Regions from separate parts of the Homo sapiens genome. Here region 2 is linked to region 1. Evidence: chromatin loops called from intact Hi-C (ENCODE). Cell type or tissue: HepG2. All regions are shown on one strand.

Evidence for each region. Hi-C counts contacts between places; a loop is a spot of excess contacts. Peaks named below come from ENCODE experiments on the same cell type or tissue, not always from the same donor. Only the 100,000 strongest peaks of a DNase experiment are listed, where the experiment ranks them.
Region 2: a loop joins it to region 1, with 4 times the contacts of the local background. A loop is called at or near these places in 2 of 110 quality-filtered maps.

Annotation. Positions count from the first base shown.
Region 1 is chr1:56,407,921-56,410,420 of GRCh38, reverse strand. It overlaps LOC124904185 (a long non-coding RNA gene), which reads left to right. Exons shown (of 2, transcript XR_007066106.1): 2 at 1-254. Among named protein-coding and RNA genes, the nearest start is that of LINC01767, 5.8 kb to the left of the region's middle. In HepG2, a CTCF peak has its summit at 1,148; a DNase peak (open chromatin) is centred at 1,140.
Region 2 is chr1:56,234,590-56,237,089 of GRCh38, reverse strand. LOC124904186 (a long non-coding RNA gene) reads left to right here. Exons shown (of 4, transcript XR_007066107.1): 4 at 656-2,500. Among named protein-coding and RNA genes, the nearest start is that of LINC01767, 180 kb to the left of the region's middle. In HepG2, a CTCF peak has its summit at 1,042; a DNase peak (open chromatin) is centred at 939.

The DNA of each region.
Region 1 (2,500 bases):
AGATTCCACATGGCAGTGACCCTTTAAAAATCCACCACTTGTCAAGTTTTGGTGTACTATCAAAGAGGAATGTCCACAGTTATCTGAATAGATTATTAAAATACTTCTCCCTTATTCAACTTCATGATGTGTGAGGCCAGGTTTCTTCATATCCTTTAATCAAATAACACATGACAATAGGCTGAATGCAAAATATATGTGAATCTGCTTTGTATGTTAATAAGTCAGACATTAAAGATGTTGCAAACCTGAAACAATGGCATTCTTCTTACTAATTTTGCTATGGATTTTTTTTCATTAAAATTTATTATTTAGATTAACATGTAACAGATTTATTACTGTTATTTTAAGGGAATCGATAAATGTTTTTAAAAGTTCTCTAATTTCTGACTTGATAAATATTACTAGACATGACCCACATAAACAAAACCTCTTTAGAATCCTGTCATTTTTAAGAGTGTAAAGGAGGCTCAGTTCAAATCTTGGTTCTGCCATTTACCAACTGTGCTATCCTGGGCAAGTTACTTAACTGCTCTGTGCCTCAATTCCTTTATCAATCAAATAGAGATAATTTTAACCTATCTCATATAGATAAGTTGTAATAATTAAGCTTAACATATATAAAGTGCTTAGAACAGCTCCTGGTATATAACAAGTGTTATATAAAGATTCTAATGATAATAGTTACTATAACACAGCATTGTAGTGCTGTGTTATAATAGCTATTGGTTATGGTCTGTGTTCCAGTCTGTTTTCCCCACCTGAGGCCTTGGGGCAGGCTGTGTGGCTCCCCCAAGATCAGGGTCTGCTGTCTCTGATTGATCTCTGAGTCCTAGCACAAAGCTTGGCACCCATTAGGTAGTCATAAAGTTTGGTGAGGAAATGAATGAGTAGTTGGGGGAAGGCAGGACAAATTCCAGACATTCCTGATAGGCAACGAAGTTCCCCTATGAAGAGGCTAAAATCCTAAGTGGTAAGAGTGAGACTGTAAGTGGAGGTGGAGGCACAAACGGGAACTGGATTGAGGTGGGAGCAGGTAGAGTGAGAGTCTCAAACATGTGCAGTAACTGACGGAATAGCCCCTTATGACATACAGTCTGATGCCTGGTGGGGAGGTGTGCCAGGCTGAATGAAGACACCAGGTGAGACCGGCCCCACCTGCTGATGGGGCTGGGTAACACAGCCTGCTTTATTCCACCTGGATGGCCTCCGAACCTTCAAGACACCTTGGTTAATAACGGGAATCTCTGCATCTGCCGCCGCACTGCATGGGGCTGGGGAGATCAGAGAGAAAAGAGTTAGGCTGAAGCACTAAATACTAGTCTCTCATAATTTCCGGATCTACATTTTACATGACTTGGCGTGTTTGACCATGTTGTAATTGTAAATGGTTACCTCAGTTATTTTTGGACATCCAGGAAGAAAGGGGAAAAATGTAGCTCAGTACCTACCCTGCGTCAAGCACTTGATTAATGCTTTCACATGTAAACCTCAAGACCACCTCATGAGGAAAGTGCCCTTATACCCATATTGGATATGAAGAAACTGAAGCTCAGGGGATGTAAGTAATGTCTCTGTGGTCACACTGCTAATTGGTGGTCTAGCTGGGATTGGAACCCAAGTCTGTGTGAATACCATGTCCCTACCCTTTAAAAAAGCAAATTTTATTTTATTTTCTATTACACAAGTAAGGCATATTATCTAAAATTGAGAAAATACTGATAAGTAAAAAAATAAAAATTATCCATAAATTCTGCCATTCAGATATAAGAGCTACAATCACATTGGTATGTCTTTCCAGACTTTTTTTCCGCATGTATATATTTGTAACCAGCTTTTCTGCTTAACGATATATCATAAATGTCTTTCTGCATCTATAAACGTATTTCTGTATCATTTAAAAAGACTGCATAGTATTTCATTTTATGAATGAACTGTTTATTTAACTGATCTTCCGTTGCTAAATATTTAGGTTATATCTAGCTTTTTACTAATATTAAAAATGCTGCAGTAAGCATCCTTGTAGTTTAATCTGTGTGTGTATTTTTACTTCCTTGGGATAAATTCCTAGAAGTGAGATTGATGATTAAAAGCGCATTTTGGTTTCAAAGACATATACTATATTGCCAACTTGCCCCACCCCCGCAGGAAACTTATAAATATTTATTTCCCACTACAAGTGTGTGAATATTCCTGTTTCCCTGCACCTTCAACAAAAAGTGGGTATAAAAAGATGTTTGCTTGTTGGATAGACAAACAAAATATTGGTTTTAGTAAGTCCATATTCTTTCAATCTCACTTTCTTGCCTCTTGATCCAGTTTGAGTAATGCTCTGTATTAGGATATGAAAAGTCTTAATATGTTGGTTACCCAAGGTAACCAGGTAACCACTCCTGCCTGAGCCGAGTTGGGTAGAAGTGGTCAGGGAGCCAGGTGGGAGGGAAGGTATGAGTCTGAGTTTGGTGAGGCAGTAGGACAGGTTGGATGGAGAGGGGCTGGG
Region 2 (2,500 bases), 170 kb after region 1:
GTCTACCATATGTAGAGGTAATATATTTAAAGCAGTAGTCAATAAATGGCAGCCATTATTATTGTCTCTTTTGGGTCCTAACTGCTGGTGCCCATGAGGAGCATCTCTCCTATAACTAACTGCCTTCAATTTAATGCTCACAAATGCAATAGGCGAGCCTTCGTGATATTAAGTGAGAGAACAGACCATCTTCTGGGCTAACAGCCACTTTGGAGCCTGACTCCCAATTTTCTCAAATACCTACCCGCTTTGGCCAATTTTTTTTGTATCTCACAGACTGTAGTTCTCTCTCTCAGGCATTCGTGGTCTGGGAAAAATAGCTAAGACCATGAAGATCTTTATAACTGAGTGGGCTTTGGTGTGTAATTGGCCCTACAAAAGGAAACAAAACCACCATGTATTGATATCTACGTGGATGATTCAAGCATTTTGCATATCTTATTTAATTCTCAAAAAAACATGTAAAGAAAAAAATTATTGTTTGTCCCATTTTCATATGGAGAAACAGGCTGAGAGTAAGCGATTTCCCCCCTAACACAAAAAGTCCCATGAGTGACATCACTAAAGTTTGAATACAGGTTTTTCTGGCTCAAAAAGCTGGTGCTCTTTTTACATACCACCTGATAAAACTTTCTCTCTAACCATCTTTCTGCAGGTCCTGGGCTTTCTCTGCTAGAAGAGGCTGAATTCCTGGAGTACCTAGAGTACAGAGCTGGTGAATGACCTCTTATCTCCCTGCTCTAGCCTGTCCTATGTAACTTGGTCCCAGCCACCTCTCCTGTGGACTTTTCCTTCTTCTGAGCTTTTCCAGATGCTGGGCTGAGCACAGATTCTGGTTTGATGGCATCTAGTCTGCAGGAAAACATAGTTTGGCTTTGACCAGCACCTGATAGACTCTTCTGCTCTTTTGGACTAGTCTTCTAGACACTAATGGCAGTGGAATTTGACCTTCTGGTCTTCCTTTTATGTTTGCTAAAATAAATGAAGCCAGTAATCCCAACAGATAACCCAGTATTCCCACCACATGGCTCAGGACTGCCCCCATTCGAGGTCTGTGATCCTGAGCATCTTTCACCAACAAATATACCACTACTAATCATTAAGGTGACGGTTTACTGAAATCCTGCTGAATACTAAGCCAGGTGCTGGTTGTTTCACATAACTTATCTCCAATCCTTTCATCATTCTGCAAGATAGTAATTAGTATTGCAATTTAACATTTAAATGGAGGCCCAGAGAAGTTAAGTAACTTCTCAAGGTAACACAGCACAACACATCATTAGCTTCCTTTCATACCTTTTCTTTATTTCTTCCTGATTCTTTTCTCCAAATGTATCTCTAAGGAGCTCTCCTTAGCCCTGTCCTCCTCTCTCTTGATGATTTCCCCTGTATTATACTTTCTTCTGGCTTCTGCTCTTATATCTATGTGGATGACTTCTAAAATGGCAGTTCCAACAGTGGCCCATCTACGTTGTCCAAGAAAGGCCTTTAGAAGTCCCATTAATGTCTTAACATATCTTAACCTATCACTTGTCTTTACCCTTAAACCTGCTCTTTCTCTGTCTTTGAGAACATGTCCACTCTCTGGCACTCAAGTTCACAGTCTTGGTATTCTTATGGGCAGATTCTCCTTTTCACTCACCTACTCTGACACTCAGTCACTAAGTCTGGCCCTTCTCCTCCATTCTCTTGATGGTGAGTCCTATTCAGTATCTCATTATCTCCCACCTGGCTGATTGCAATAGCTTTCTTCAAATCTCTCTGCTGTTATTCTCCTTGTCCTCCTCCTTCTTAGACCCTGTGGCAAGATTTTGTCTTGGAAACACCTCCTTGCCTCAGGAGCCGCTGGTAGACCAGCAGCCTCCATGATCCAGCCCAAGCTACTTTCCCAACCTAGTTCCCCATGATTCCCCTGCATGTCCCATTTGTACCAGCAAACCAAGCAACTCACTTTCCCAGAGTATGTACTCAATTCTATTCCCTGAGTGCGCGCACACACACACACACACACACACACACACACACACACACACAGAGTGCAGTTTTGCTTATGATGTCATGGAATGTTCACAAAGGAGGTGACATAGGAGCCAAATCCTTGGGAAAGGAGCAGTTAGGCAGCTGTCTAAGAAGGGGCAGGGTATTAAAAGCAGAGAAAAGCACTTGCCAAGACAATGGTGAAGTAAAAAGAGCACGGCTCATTCAGGAAACTACCAGGATTTCAGAATGTCCATGTGGCAGAGCAAAGTTTGGGAGTCAAATAGACCTGGGTTTGGGTCTTAACTCTGTCACCTTTGTGGTCAGCTCTGTGATCCTGAACAGGTTTCTTAACTTTCTGAATCTCAGTATAATAAAGGTAAAAATATCTCATAGGAAGTTTCTGAGAACTTGTGAAAAACTTTTATGTAGGAGGTATGTAGAGGGTCCTCCCTAAAATTTGGCTATGATGTTAGTATCATGGTTATGATGATAGAGGAGGATGGATCCTGGTGGTAAGATG